Regions from separate parts of the Mus musculus genome. Here region 2 is linked to region 1. Evidence: chromatin loops called from intact Hi-C (ENCODE). Cell type or tissue: heart. All regions are shown on one strand.

Evidence for each region. Hi-C counts contacts between places; a loop is a spot of excess contacts. Peaks named below come from ENCODE experiments on the same cell type or tissue, not always from the same donor. Only the 100,000 strongest peaks of a DNase experiment are listed, where the experiment ranks them.
Region 2: it touches region 1 in a loop (2.6-fold over the local background); 9 of 42 quality-filtered maps call a loop at or near these places.

The regions. Positions count from the first base shown.
Region 1 is chr9:14,272,481-14,280,480 of GRCm38, reverse strand. It overlaps Sesn3 (sestrin 3), which reads right to left and starts at 4,180. Exons shown (of 10, transcript NM_030261.4): 1 at 3,852-4,180. The coding sequence starts at 3,929. In heart, CTCF peaks have their summits at 4,457 (motif pointing left) and 5,368; DNase peaks (open chromatin) are centred at 3,370, 3,650, 4,290 and 5,260; H3K4me3 peaks cover 3,374 bases; H3K27ac peaks cover 2,937 bases.
Region 2 is chr9:14,169,553-14,177,552 of GRCm38, reverse strand. No RefSeq gene overlaps it. Among named protein-coding and RNA genes, the nearest start is that of Gm51286, 6.5 kb to the left of the region's middle. In heart, no CTCF peak of the experiment used is centred here; DNase peaks (open chromatin) are centred at 2,372, 3,272 and 3,712; H3K27ac peaks cover 1,921 bases.

The DNA of each region.
Region 1 (8,000 bases):
CTTTGCCCACATCATCATCATCACCATCTTGTAACAAGAGTTATGATAGATTCCGGTATACTGAAATTATGAGTATATTTTTCAAATATCTATATTTTAGATTAAAAATATTTGAACATATACTTAAATATTTAATCCAACGAAAGCATTTTAATACCCTGAACCATCCTAGGGGTCCACAGAGAGCAGTTTGAAGAGCACTGCATCTAGCTTTGTTATTACAAATTCACTGCTCAATATCTGCATAGGATATTTAATATTAATTTTAAAACCATCTCACAATCAAAAATATAAAACACAAGACAGCTCACTAGCCAAAGGCAGAAGATGGTTACCCGTCCATCATGTAAGTAAATGTATTCCATTGGGTGAACTATATTAAATTTTTAATACTGACCATTTTGATTATATTAAGCAAGGCTCATAAGAGTCAAACTAACATTTTCTCTTTTATTTGATAGTCTCTTTAATTATATAAACATAAAAAAGTTATAAAAATACCAATTGCATTAGCGAAAAAATACTATAGCCACAGCAAGATGCATCACTAAAACTACTTAGAATTATACTAAAAATTTGAAACTTCACACCATGATGCTGCACACTTGTAATCTCAGCACTTGAAGGGCCAAAGCAAGAGAGTCAAGAGTTCAAGGCTAGCCTGAACTATACTGAAGATAGCCCAGGCTACACAATGAGAGCCTGTTTAGGAAGAAAGAAAGAAAGAAAGAAAGAAAGAAAGAAAGAAAGAAAGAAAGAAAGAAAGAAAGAAAGAAAGAGGGAGAGGGAGGGAGAGAGAAATTAAAATGTTAAATCCTTTCATGTATATTTCCATCTATGTTCCTATAGTAGTAATAGTTCAGCACTCACGTATGTGTAGTACGCCACCTTACTTTTGAACTGGCAGGGGAATGGGCTGACAGTTAACCTTATTTCCTTAATATGCTTTGCCATTTCATGTTTGAAATTAAAGATTAGATCCCTGTGGTTGTTACTGGAATTTATTCAGGTAAAATGCTTTATATTTCAAGTCTTGTTATGTTCTCAAAAGTAAACAGTATTTCCTCTTGTTAGAAAGTGCATTAAACTGTATAGTGGTGACAGAGCAGACAGACCTAGTGCTATAGATTGGATGCTCTTGCTTTCTCTTCTTTGTACTTCTATGACCCAAATCAGATACCAACTCAGATAGTTTCAATACTTTAACAATTCTCTTTATTTTCTAAGACACTGGACCAAAACTGTGAAGATACTTCTAAGGATAAACAAGACTCTCACACAACACAAAATTGACTGTTCAGACTCAGAGTTAAAACAAATTATTTCCTTTGAAGGTTAACTGAGTTCCTTTTAAGGTTTCTCCAGAAGCCATCATCTAGTGCATATACTGCTCACAGCCAGGAAAAGGCCTTCTGCCTTATATAAAGGTAAAGGCATTTGCTCCTTATTGATGACAGTTCTGATAGCCAAGGGTCATTGATGTGGATGCAGGAGACACTCATCATGCTTCCCAGCGATCCTCACCCCACTAAAACCAATGTGCTTGCTTACTGCTGCACACTAGTATACGGAAGCAAGAAAACAAAGAATTGAGCCGTGATGGCTGTAGACTTAACTTTCTATCAAAAAATAAAAACGTTAGAGTTACAAGTAAATTTTTGTGTGGCATTTTTAGGATGATGAAGCCTTTAATGCTAGATACTGATTTCTTACTAGAGTGTTTAAGAATGGCAATCTCATAAAGCTTCAAATGTTGCCAGATCATGTCTAAACTGGCATAAACAATTCTTTTCTCATCTAAACTCATTTCATGCCACTACATGAGTCAAAATTAAACATCTTGTAGTTACTGAAAACTGGATACTGGCAGAGGTGTGCACAATTATAGAATAGAAAACTGTGAATGCCCACTTTGCACATACTTCTTATAGTTATGGTTGGAAGTAAGATGGTCTACCTAGGTAAACAGAGATATTAGTTTCTTAAAAAACTGGAAGAAAAACATAAATATGTCAGTAGTGCTAGTGATTCATGACACTAATCAAAGCTCTTTCAAAAGAAAAATAAAAAGGTGCAAAGCTGAGTCTCTATCTCAAGCCAAACAAATGCCATTCATTTTAAATTTTTTATTAAAAATTTTAATGTGGCCGGTCGGTGGTGGTGCACGCCTTTAATCCCAGCACTTGGGAGGCAGAGGCAGGCGGGTTTCTGAGTTTGAGGCCATCCTGGTCTACAAAGTGAGTTCCAGGACAGCCAGGGCTATTCAGAGAAACCCTGTCTCAAAAAAACAAACAAACAAACAAACAAACAAAATCAATGTGCTTCCATTGAAATAGAATCATATCACTTAAATAAATTAGTTATAGCACTGTTCTCCACATTAGGATAAAAACTTCCTTTCATTTTAGCAGGGAGAAAGTTGAATTAAATAGGTTTCACTGGCCCTGTTTCTTCTGACAAAGACAGTTTCAGCTTAAAAATTAAGAAACAATAAGTTTTAAAGCCTCTATTCAGATGCCATGTGGTCCAGCAGTGAAAGAGTTAACATTCAACGTCGCTGAACCAAGCAAGCTTCTGATCCATTCCATTTCTCACAAGCTGCCCTACAATGAGCTGAGCAAGTATCAACTGTAATTTGATCCAGGAGTTTATGGGGAAAAAAATAACTGCACATACTCAACATGCACATTTAATAAAAATCTTTTTTAAGAGAAACATATCCAATAAACACAATTTAAGGCGTATTTAATTGTTTGATTAACTTCAAACCTGCAATTCCTTTGCTTTCCTGACGCTCTCAAATAAAATAGGAGAAAGGAGGGGGAAGAACCAGCTCCACGGCAGGGAAAAGAGGCTTGAAAAACAACTTTGATTGGCACTTGGCCTGACCCACAGAGGAAGAAAAACAGTTTTTGGACAAAGAGCGCAAATATTTGAGCTTGCTTATTTATGTGCTTGCTTGTTTTTCCTAGGACATAAAGAGCAATCCTAAATTGACTGTAGATAGGAAAATTGACAAAAACGGCACCATATTCATCTTAGCTCTCAAATATGCACAGCTCAGCAATTTTAATTCATTGGTGCTGGACAAACAGAAACACCTCACCTAATGATTTCATTTCATGCAATGTAAAAATAAGAGTGTAAAAAAGAAACAGATTATATTAGTCAAGGAGGCTATTCAGATCTTATTAAAACCTCTTCTGCGTCTACAGGGACATTTTGTCATCCTTTCTCTCCCTGCATCCCCATCCCCCACGGGGCGATTAAGCCAAGTAAGCTAAACAATACTGGAGTAAACTTTCTATCAGTCACTCTGGAAAGCAATAAGCCAATCCTGGGTCGGATTTTCTCGATCGACATCGCGGTGGGGGATGATAAGGAGGGCGAACCCAAGTCGTCTTCAGCCTCCACCTCCACCAACCCAAGCTGAAAGCGCTGGAAGATCGAACAGCATTTCCTATGGGTATAAAGTTCAAGATGCCTTCATGGTGCCTTTCGGGACCCACCAAGAGAATGTCAAGAGGCGGTGCCAAGGCACCGTAGGCCTGGCAGAAGCGACCCAGTCGAAGAAAACACCCCCCCAGAGTCAGCCACCGGGGAGAGGCAGCCAGTCTCCTGCAGACCAAACTGGTTGCTGTGATTTCAGGCCAGCCTCCATCCCCAGCCGAGCCGGTTCCTCCCAGCATCCCAGCATCCCTTCAGCCTCGGGGCAGACCCGGCGGCAGCCCAGGGGCCGGGCGCAGGGACCCGCGGGGGGACACTTTGCCTCTCGTCCCCCCTCCCCCGCAAGCGCCGCCCGGACCCGGACCGTGGGGAGCGCCTCGCCGCCGGACGCGGCCGCGCCGTACCTTCCGCAGCACTTTCCGGCAGTTGGTGCAGAGCAGGTAGTTGGCCGAGGCCGACGCGCTGCTGCCACCGCGGTTCATCGCGCCGGAGCCGGGCTGTCACCGCGGCCGCTAGCGAAGGGCTGCTTCAACGTTCTCTTCTCAGGGGGTCGGGCGGCAGCGACGGCGCAGCGGCTGCCCGCGCGAGCTCGGCGGGGACGGCAGCCGCGGCACTCAGCGACCCGTTGTTCCTCCCGCCCCCATCGCCAGACCCCCGCCCCGCCAGCCAGGACGAGCAGCCGCGGCCGTCTCAGCTTCTCAGTGCGGCCCCGCCCCCGAGGCCCGCCGCCTTCAGGGCAGCCGCGCTGGGCACCGCCCCCTCCCGCCAACCAGACGGCACCGGCAACGCCCCCTTCTGCACCCGCATCCAATGAGTGGCTCCGGCCAATCGCGGGAGGCGAGAGCAACACGAATCTCCGGGCAAGTTAAGTTTATCTCCGAGGCTCGATGCTGAAGAGTGACCCTGGGTTAGTTAGGTAGTGGGGTGGGAGGGACTCCAATCTACCAATGAGAAATGGAGGTGTGGTGTATGCAAATTATCAGGAACTCTAGCGCCACCCTCAGGACAAGCCACGCCTCTCTGCAAAAACCGTGCAGAATGGAGAGTGAGATTAAATAGCTGGAAGCTAGAGCTCGCTAGAGGATCTGAGACCTAGCTAAACATTTCCTGATCTCTCGGGAGTGGGCCGGGTGGACGCTAGAACGTTCCTTCCTCCGGGGCAGAGATTCAGCTTTCTCTCCATGGATCTAAATCTAATAGCTGTGAGGAAGACTGCGGTCTTGCAGCACTTTGCTCCCACAGATCTCAAAGAACTTTATGTTCTTTATGCACTCTGTAAATCTGGTACGAAAGACCAACTACCTACGGCTGTAGAGTTAGAAGTCTACACAGCTATTGGAGTTGGAGACCCGGAGACACATCTTTGGTTTAGGGGTTTTTCCCTCTCTCCGACGATCGTTCTCACAGCAAAGAAAGTTCGTTTATCATGAACAAGTCAGAGATTGATACACACACACACACACACACACACACACACACACACACACACACACAAATCCTGTGGGAGGCCTCTGGTTAGAAACTTGCAGAGCACAATCCCTGCCTGTGATGGAAGGTTTTGAGTACGAATTGCCATTTAAAACGATTGGACTGGACCTTCCTCTCTCAAAACTGACAACGGTGAGTCAGGGTTTAGCTTCTATGTTCTGGAGACAGAAGGCATAAGTCACTGAGGAAAGCTCCGGCTGGCCAGATGCCCAACCCAGGCGAGTGAGAGAGCCAGGTACTCCGAGGGGCCAAACACCAACCCCGGACTGCAGACCAGACTCTGGCTGCCTGCTCCCCAGTGAGAACAAAGGCGGTGCAAAGCGAGCACCTGATTGGCTCAGGGTGCTCACCGGTGTCGTGGAGCCCATGATAGGGTGCTTCTGCTACTGGCGCAGAGCACCAAGCTCCCAAGAACTGCAGTTCCCCAGCCGGCCTTGGCGGTGACCACACCGCACTGCGTGCTATGACATCACCTGTTTTCGCTCTTGAGAACCTAATCTGTATTCTCGGCTTCTCGTTTTCTAAAGGTCTCGAGTGTGTCAGGAATTGTGAAGGCCTGCAATTTGTAGAATGTATCTGTGGAGATGGTTTTAAAGAACCGACCCACTGGTTTACTTGTATTGTTTTTCTTGTATTGTTTTTAATTTAACATACTACCCTGTGTTAGGAATTTTGTGTACTATGATGTAAAATCGGGAAGGCGCTGTTGGAGAAGCCTGCACGGTTAGCATAACAAAGCCATTAGACCAAACTGTTGTTCAAACTACCAATCTCTTCCATACTCAACATCTGTCTCCACTCCATCTCTTTAGAGACCTACACCTTAAACAAGCCTACACAAAGAACAAAGGAGATGAAAATCTGCCCGCACAGGTTTAAACAGACTGAACAACCTCAAGGGTCTATCTAGGTGATATGGTTAGGTGAAGGTCCATTTAGCTAGTGATAGCAAAGTGTGGTCTGATGCTGGGTAGACCTCCATAGTCTAGAACAGCAGTGATTTGGGTAGGTTGCTAAAAATTCAGTTAAAAGAAATGGTAAAAGTTGCTTGGCATGGTGGCGCACGCCTTTAATCCCAGCACTCGGGAGGCAGAGGCAGGCGGATTTGTGAGTTCAAGGCCAGCCTGGTCTACAAAGTGAGTTCCAGGACAGACAGGGCTATACAGAGAAACCCTGTCCAAAAAAAAAAAAAAAAAAAAAAAAGAAAAAGAAAAGAAAAGAAAAGAAACGGTAAAACTAAGAAAACTCAATGAAGGAAGAAAATACTGTGTGCCTTTCATTGCAGAGAACCAAGAAACCTAGGCAGAAAGTCAGCAAGACATTTTTGTTGGGTTGGTTTGGGTTTTTTTTGTTTGTTTGTTTGTTTTCCTGAAAATTGAAACACATATGTGTTCCCATTTTTCCGGAGTTTCTTTTTTTTATTATTATTATTTTAATTAGGCATTTTCTTCATTTACATTCCCAATGCTACCCCAAAAGTCCCCCATACCCTCCCCCCCACCCCCACCTCCACACACACACACTTCTTGGCCCTGGCGTTCCCCTGTACTGAGGCATATAAATTTGCAAGACCAATGGGCCTCTCTTTCCACTGATGGCCGACTAGGCCATCTTCTGATACATATGCAGCTAGAGACACGAGCTCCAGGGGGTACTGGTTAGTTCATATTGTTGTTCCACCTATAGGGTTGCAGATCTCTTTAGCTCCTTGGATACTTTCTCTAGCTCCTCCATTGGGGTCCTTGTGATCCAACCAATAGCTGACTGTGAGCATCCACTTCTGTGTTTGCTAGGCCCCGGCATAAGAGACAGCTATATCGGGTCCTTTCTTTGCTGAGTTTCTTAATCTATATTCTTGGCTGGGCCTCTCCCTCCTCCCACCCACCCCCCTCTCTCTCTGAGATGGGGTCTTACTAAGTAGCTCTTGCTGTCCTGGAATTCACTATGGCTGGCCTCACTCTTACAAAGATTCAACTACCTCTGTCTCCCAAGTACTAGGATTAAAGTGTCACACTGCCATGCCCAGTGGGTTTGTGTTCTAAAGCTGACTTTCTGTGAATCCATATTAAAACAATGGAGAAGCTGAAGGATGAAGTGAATTTAGTCCAAAGATTGAAGTTCCCTCAAATAGTGTTTTATTTCAAATAGTTTTCTAATATTTTTATAACTTTTCCTTTTTCCCATCTAAGAGCAAATGTCTCTTTTACAAAGAGGTCTTTTACATTCTTTAATAAATAAATCCCAAGAAATGATGGCCACAGGGTCCATGCTGGCAAAACTGATATCCTCTACCTAAGATTACTAAAGGAAGGTTTCTTTTGTCCACCACCTTCCATTTTGATCAGCCTTGTCTTTAGAGCTATTTATTCAGCTATGAATCATCTACTTCATGGTAACGTTTCCTTTTGTTGTTTGGTTTTGGTTTTAGTTTTGTTTTTGAGACAGGGTTTCTTTTCATAGACCTGGTTGTCCTAGAATTTGCCCTATAGACCAGGCTAGCCTCAAACTCAGAGATGTGCCTGCCTCTGCTTCAGAATAAAGGTGTGTGACACCAGGCTTGTGTTTTTTTGTTGTTTGGGGTTTGGTAACATTTCTTAGATTGGCCTGTGATGTGTGATTGTGTGGTCCTCCCTGAAGTGCTCAGGGCCATTGAGTCATCTTCTTCTGGTCTTGACATTTTGGGTCCTCATACCCAGGCTTTCTTCATATGTGTTCTCTCTCCTGGTAGAATCCAGCTTTCTCTTGCCTTTCTCTTCAGTTCTTTGCCTGTTGAGGCCTTCCTTCCTGCACTAGCCAGCTTGGCTGGAGAGAATGAGACCTACGGAGTGACTTACCAACTTAGGATTCTAGTGATCACTTGGAGGGAAAGATGAAAGCCAGCTGTTTTGACTTTACTCAAAATGAGAAGAAATGCCAATCCTCTGTTGTCTAAAATAGGGAAGATGCTTAAAAATAGGATATGGGCGAAACTTGCTACCACTGTGAAGAGTTCCTTTCTTGTTACTTTGTTTTTCTTATTTATCTATTGAGTGCACATGTGTGTACTCAGGAGCAAAGGCATGAAG
Region 2 (8,000 bases), 100 kb after region 1:
AAGAGAAGAAGAAAGCAGGGGCTATCAATTAGAGAGCTAACACTTGTGGTGTTTCAGCTGGAATGGTCTATGGTTGGTGGCTTGATGTAGGTTCCTGGACATACAATTATTCCCCACAAGGGCTCCAGCAGGTTCATGGCTCCGTGCCTGGTTTACATCCATAAAACATGATGATAATAGCACATGCCACCTACCTGCCTGTCCTGGGGTGTCTGAGGACAAGTTAACATTTGTACTCTGCTTTGAAACTGTGGGATGAAAGGTGTGAACGAACTACAAAGCAGAACTCTGCTTGGCGATCAGCACTTGCTTCTGAGCCACACTCTGGTCCTGGTGGAAGAAGGAAGGGTGGGCAGGAAAGGGGAGAGGCGGAGGACTGTGGACTGTCACCTTGGAGGAAAGCAGAGCTGAAGACTGCTAGGTGCAATCCGTTGTTGACAGGAGGGTGTGTGATCTGCTAAAAGCAAAAGAGAACAAAACAAACAAACAAACAAACAAAAAGCCAAAATGAAAATGGAGCCTCCCACTGGGGCATTGGAAGCTGAGGAGCTAGCCTCCTGCTCTGCCGTGCTCTCCCTGGCTACTACTTATCTTCCTGCTCTCTTTTCCTTCTGTGGGGTTACTGTCTCCAAGCAGAAACTAGAATATACTGTGATAAGGGTCCAGCCAGCCAAACGTAAGCCCTTAACATTTGCCCTTGTGTTTTGCCCTGCCTTGTATAATGATCCTTCTGGTGTGTGTGTGTGTGTGTGTAATTAAAACTTTACATACATAGTAAGAGTAGTCATTGTAGTGTTCCAAGCAGAATTGGTATTAGTAGATTCTTCTCCCACTCATCCTCCCCCCCACTCCCCTCCCCCAAACCGTAGCCTCTTCCCATAACCTCCGACCCACTTTGATGTCATGGGTCCATTTGCTCTGATCCCCCTCTTCAGCATCTTTTTGATCCTGTCTTCATCTCCTTCCTAGGTTTTGTGTGTGTGTGTGTGTGTGTGTGTGTGTGTGTGTGCTTTACACACACTTACATACACGTGTCAGACTAGGCTTAGCATATGAGAGAGAATGTGGTTCTTGTCGTTTTTGAGGCTGAGTCACCTCAGTATAGTCCTTTTCATTTCCATTAAGTTTCCCCAGATTTTCATCTCACCTCCAGTGCAGCTGAATACAACCCCACTGTGTATGTGTATATTTTCGTCATCTCGTCCTCTGTTGATGGCTGATCCCATCTCCTTGCTATTGTGAATCCAGCAGCACGAAGCCTGGTGTGCAGATCTCTTTGTGGTAGTATGTGGAGTCCTTTGGGTCTATGCCCAGGAGTGGTATTGCTGGATCATATTTTAATTAGAAACTTCCTAGTGATTTTCCTAATGATTGCACCAGTTTGCATTCCTGACAGCAGTGAATTAGAGCTGCCCTCTCCTCACATCTTCCCCAGATGTTGTCAGTTTTCTCGACACCAGCCACTCTAACTGGAATAAGACAGAATCTCAATGTCGTTTTAATTTGAAATTCCCTGAATGATTGTTGAGATCAGACTAAACCCTGTTCTAAGTTGCTCAATGTTCTATAAGACTGTGTTTTCTAAGACAAAAAAAAAAAAGACAGCTGGGAAATATATTTATTCTGGTATACATAAAACCTCAAGTTGCCTGATGTAGTCAGAGCTCTGCTTATCTCCATAAGGAAAGCCTGAAGTCACACAAGCAAACAAGAAAGCTGAAACTCCACACAGTTGATACAGTGGCTTGCTTTTTCTCTGGTGCTTCGTCTGAGTTATGGGGAGGAGTGGTGGGAGGGTCATGTTCAGAACATCTTCAAATTCTCAGGCTCGCTGAACTAAAGAACCACAGCACGACATTACTGTGCTGCCCGCACACTAGGGGATATCAAGTTCACCCCTACCATCCCGTTTGTCAGTGTTGCTGTTAATAAGCTGTCCAAGGAGCCAGCCCCCCGCCCCTGCAACTCTAAAGGTATTCATCATCTTCAAGCACTACGATTATTGGCCAGAAAAAAAAAAATAGTAGTGGCTCTGGCAGCCAGCCAGGAGCAGCTCCATAGCTGCCCCTTCACTTTGCATCTGTTCTCTGACCTCTTTAGCTCACCAAGCTGCCACGTGCTATTTCTCTTCAGGCTGTTAATAAAATAGGTGCATGAGCGTGCACGAGCATGCACATGCACACACACAAATACACACACACACACACACACACACACACACACACTCCAGAGATCTTAACAGAAAACAAGTCCATGCTTGTGGGGAGCCTAGACAGGCCAGGGAAGCAAGGCTGTGGTGGCTGAGCCGTGAACTTTCAGTTTCCTATCCTGCCAGATGGTTTCCACCTCCATTTCAGTTCCAGAATGCCTTAAAGCTCAGGGCTAGCAGCCTGCCTACCTTAGTGACATCTGTGTTTCTAGGAAGCCAGTCTTCTGCAAGTCCCTTCCCAGCCTGCTTCCTCTGGCAGGGCACCACTGCCTTTGTCAGAGGTCTCAATGGAAGCTCCTTAAAAAGCAATACTCACAAGTGAAGGGACACTCACAGCCTATGTGTCTTTTGCAGTTGACAGCAATTTCAGGGAAGACACTAACTCACTTGACTCCTCAGCACAAGATTAGTAGCAATCCCACTCCTGGTTGAGGTAATGAACCTGGGTGCTCTGAAGAGGGCATGCGCACTGAGGATCTGAGACTTGTCTCTTTTCCCTTCCCAGAGTAGCTCTGGTCCCTTTCCACCTACATCATTCAGAGCAGCTGTGTTTGCTGAACTGTCCCATGGAGTGGGAGGCCTAGAAAGTGTTTGTCACCTCTGTGAACACAGTGTGTCTCAAACACAGTAGGTTCTAGAGACTGTTTGCAGAATGGATGAATGAATGGATGAATGAATGAATGAATGAATGAATGAATGAACAGAGGTGTGTTTATCAAGCCCACCCACACCGCAATCAGTTTCTAACAGGTTCTCAGCAGTTGACCAAGCCTGGTGCCCTCTGACAGTGGTACAGGGTCCTTCACCTTGCAGGGTCTCATTCATCTCCTGTCTTCACACTGGGTACTGGTCCTTTGCATCCTTCTAGGGGCTGAGCCAAGACAGCTGCTTTTCCACTCTGGTCTTTTCCCAGTTGAATCCCTGCTTTTATCCACCCACCCCCACCCCACCCTGTGAAACCTTTCCACCTGGCTCGAAGCCAGAGAGGCCTCTAAGTCACACTCAGAATTTCCATGACAGTAAACAGACTAAAAAAACCCCAAAGCTTCCCAGACTCTGAGAGGTCTCTTCCAATCCCACCGTGCCTGGCAGCATCCTCCCCGCACCCCACTTTAATACAGGCCTGTGGAAGGTCAATGACTCCTTTAAAAATAAAGGCGTGGTGGCTGAGTGCCCAGCTAGAACCAGCTGACAGTGCAGTTCTGTACAGCCAGCCCTCTCTTCTCTGCAGCAGCCTCCAGGCAATCTTTTCTCTAAGGTCTGCAATCTATTATGCTACAGTTAACTGCCACATTCAAATGTAAAAACAGATCCTTGGATCAACACCCCATAAAAAGCCAAGAAAAACGTGGTGGTGTTCTTTCCTGGCTTGAGCTTAGAGATTTGCAAGGGGAGAATCCTGGGCCAGAGAGGGCCAGGTGCCCTTGCTGGTTCACTGTAACTCCAGCAAGTTAGAGTCCCGGCACGCTGCAGCACTTCTAGGCATTGGCACCCTTGCTGGGGAGAGGAGGAGCAAGAGATGCCAGAGGACCAGTGACCAAAGTCCTGCACAGGAGCAGAGAGTGGAGCAGAGAGTGCTGGCTAGAGGCCTGCCAGCGCTTTCGTTTCACCCAGCTCCCTCTTTGATTCCGGTCTGGACTGGATCATCCTCGAAGATGGCTCTTTTAGACCTCCGCTCAAAACCTGCTACCCAGCTAAAATACAGATGTTTTCTTAAAACAAAGAACCATCACGCCTGCGGCGCGGAGAGCCTGGCTGCGCGCGCCGAAACACAGATTTTCATGCTTCCATGGACATGACTTGCTTTGCTGCACAAAATGAAAAAAAAAAAAAAAGTTTGTTAGGAAAGATCATAGGTGCATTTGAAGCTTTGGAAGAAAGCTGCTTTTATTCCCATTCCTGTGAGCTCCTTACCTTCCTCCCGAGCCTTGGGAGCAGTAAGCATAAAGTGGCAAGGATATTCTAATAACCAGATTTAATCTGTTCGCCAGGCAGTTGCTATAGCCACGCCCGTCTCCTTACACCTGTAGGCTGCTGCTCGTCCTGTGTCTGCCTGGCTGGACCAGCTGTTGCCCACCAGCTCTTGAGATCACAGTTTCTCTTCTGTGCCTTAAGAAGGTTTGATACCTTGTTACCACAGATATACATTTCCCCCATATTTTCCCTCTTCACCTGTTTTTTAACGAGTATTTGGGTTGTTTCTCTATATTGGCCATTATAAATAATCCAGAGTTTACATTTAATCCAAATGCAATCAGAGTTAAATATGCAACCTGCTCTTGGTGCAGAACTTGAATTCATTGTGTGGCCCACGTGGCCATGGTCAGGTCCCAGTTTCTATACTGTCTCTTGTTCCGTGAGGGTAGCTTAGTACACATGGGGCACACAGAGTATGTGTCAAATGGGTACAAAGACAAATTGGAAAGCAGGTTCTACAACAGTTTCAGTCGTAGTGGAGAACCCAAGAAAGACGACAGTGCCAAAGGCATGCTGCCTCCTGCTTTGGAGACTCGAGGGAAAGAAGCGATCACTTTAACACCAGCATGGGCCTGCTTAGGGCTGTGCAGAGAGCCTTGACCTTACACCGCTGTCCAAGTGACCCCATCTGCCCTGTGTTGTCTGAAGAAAGGTTTGTGTCACCCTTGTCTGCCATTTTCTCCCACATTCTCTTGTGTAGTGGTCTTCAAGCCAAGTTCCCCACCTGAAGTTATTTCAGCTAATGTCTATTTCCTGTCTGGACTTCTTCAAAAGGGAGATGAGCTGTGTGACGAAAAGGACGGTGCCTGCTGCTTTATTGTGATGTTTTCAAATGTTTAGAATAATGTCTAGCATATAGCAATTATACAATAAAGAGTTATTGAACGAACAGTGAATGACTCCTCCGGGGCTGGATGGCGGGTTTCCCTGAGAGATCCAATCAATAGACTGTGGGTCAGAAAGGCAGAGCTCAGGGGGAGGGGCTCAGAAGGCTCCACCTCTCTTTGATACTCTGTGTAGTTAAGGATTGCAGAGGGAGGAAGAGGTTTTTTTTTCAATGGTGAAGATACTGGTGAGATGCCCACACTCCTGTGAGTAGCTTCTTACTCATGCTTCTGGAGTAGCCCTAATTAAACTCACTGGGACACACACACACACACACACACACACACACACACACACACACACACAGAGTTCTGCCCAGTTGTGTGTTTACTTCTGTTTCTCTGTCTGGGTCCTTCAATGCCTCCCACAATCAGCCCTGGGAAGTCTAGCTTTGTGGTCTATGCAACAGGTGCTGAGCTGCTGTCCCTCTCTTCTGGCTTTCCTAGTCATTTCTGATGATGCAGGCTGGGGACTGTGGTCACAGACATGCTGACACACTCTTGCTAGCCTGTTCCTGCTAAGCCTGTTCTCTTAAGCATCCTCACACCAAACAACTGGAGCATGCCACACCCACAGGGCACTGCCTCCTCTGGGTTGAATAGCTTAGGCTGGTCCTAATCGCCCTGAGATGCTGCTACCTGGCTCAAGGATTCTCTCCTACCATCTGTTTTCCACTCAGTCTCACACAAAGGCAGCAGGGTCAGCTGGTCTGAGTTCAGTGGTTTGCATTTTCTAGCCTGGACAGACAGATTTATCCTCCCGAGGGACCTGAGTAATGCCACACCCTACCTACCCAGCCTCTTCTAAGTTCAGTTCTATTGGCTAGTGCTCCTTGACAGTGTCTCCATCACAGCCTGTGGTTCCATCATGGGTGTGTGGGTGTGTGGGTATGTGTGTGTGTGTGTGTGTGTGTGTGTGTGTGTGTGTGTGTGTGTGTGGGTGGTGGGTGGGTGTGTGTGTGTGTGTGGGTGGGTGGGTGGGTGCTATTTTCTTTTCATGTAGGAAGCACCACACACAGGTATGGTACACTTTCTATGTGCAAGCCTGTTTTGTTTGTTCCTTTCATTTTCTCTGATCTTGGTCAGGTATCTTTTTGGTCAGTTTGTTTGTTTTGAGACAGGGTCTCAAGTAGCTCAGGCAGGATGTGAACACTTTCTTTGTATCTCATGCTAGCTCTGAGCTCTTAATCCTCCTGCTTCCACCTTCCAAGTGCTGGGATTATAAGAATATATTAGTATGCCTAGCATGTCAGTTTTTTTTTAGATTTCTACTTTTTTTCCTGGGAATTCTTTTTTATTAGTTTTTGGAAAAATTTGTACAACATGTTTGCTCACATATACTCTCTCCCCAACCCCTCCAGATCCATCCATCCTTTTTCTGTACTCATCTATCTTTGTGTCCTTTATTTGTTCTTTTTTTAATTTATTTTTTTAATTAGGTATTTTTTCATTTACATTTCAAATGCTATCCCAAAAGTCCCCCATACCCTCCTCCCCCACTCCCCTACCCACCCACTCCTACTTCTTGGCCCTGGTGTTCCCCTGTACTGAGGCATATAAAGTTTGCAAGACCAAGGGGCCTCCCTTCCCACTGATGGCCGACTAGGCCACCTTCTGATACATGTGCAGCTAGAGACACGAGCTCCAGGGGTACTGGTTAGTTCATATTGAGTTCCACCTATAGGGTTGCAGACTCCTTTATCTCCTTGGGTACTTTCTCTAGCTCCTCCATGGGGGCCCTGTGATCCATCCAATAGCTGACTGTGAGCATCCACTTCTGTGTTTGCCAGGCCCTGGCATAGCCTCACAAGAGACGGCTATATCTGGGTCCTTTCAGCAAAATCTTGTTGGTGTATGCAATGGTGTCAGCATTTGGGGGCTGATTATGGGATGGATCCCCGGATATGGCAGTCTCTAGATGGTCCATCCTTTCGTCTCAGCTCCAAACTTTGTAACTCCTTCCATGGGTGTTTTGTTCCCAATTCTAAGAAGGGGCAAAGTGTCCACACTTTGGTCTTCGTTCTTCTTGAGTTTCATGTGTTTTGCAAATTGTATCTTGTATCTTGTATCTTGGGTATTCTAAGTTTCTGGGCTAATATCCACTTATCAGTGAATACATATCATGTGAGTTCTTTGTGATTGTGTTACCTCACTCAGGATAATGCCCTCTAGGTCCATCCATTTGCCTAGGAATTTCATAAATTCATTCTTTTTAATAGCTGAGTAGTACTCCATTGTGTAAATGTACCACATTTTCTGTATCCATTCCTCTGTTGAGGGACATCTGGGTTCTTTCCAGCTTCTGGCTATTATAAATAAGGCCGCTATGAGCATAGTGGAGCATGTGTCCTTCTTACCTGTTGGGACATCTTCTGGATATATGCCCAGGAGAGGTATTGCGGGATCCTCCGGTAGTACTGTGTCCAATTTTCTGAGGAACTGCCAGATTGATTTCCAGAGTGGTTGTACAAGTTTGCAATCCCACCAACTATGGAGGAGTGCTCTTCTTTCTCCACATCCTCGCCAGCATCTGCTGTCACCTGAATTTTTGATCTTAGCCATTCTGACTGGTATGAGGTGGAATCTCAGGGTTGTTTTGATTTGCATTTCCCTGATGATTAAGGATGCTGAACATTTTTTCGGGTGCTTCTCAGACATTCAGTATTCCTCAGGTGAGAATTCTTTGTTCAGCTCTGAGCCCCATTTTTAATGGGGTTATTTGATTTTCTGGAGTCCATCTTCTTGAGTTCTTTATATATATTGGATATTAGTCCCCTATCTGATTTAGGATAGGTAAAGATCCTTTCCCAATCTGTTGGTGGCCTTTTTGTCTTCTTGATGGTGTCTTTTGCCTTACAGAAGCTTTGTAATTTTATGAGGTCCCATTTGTCGATTCTCGATCTTACAGCACAAGCCATTGCTGTTCTATT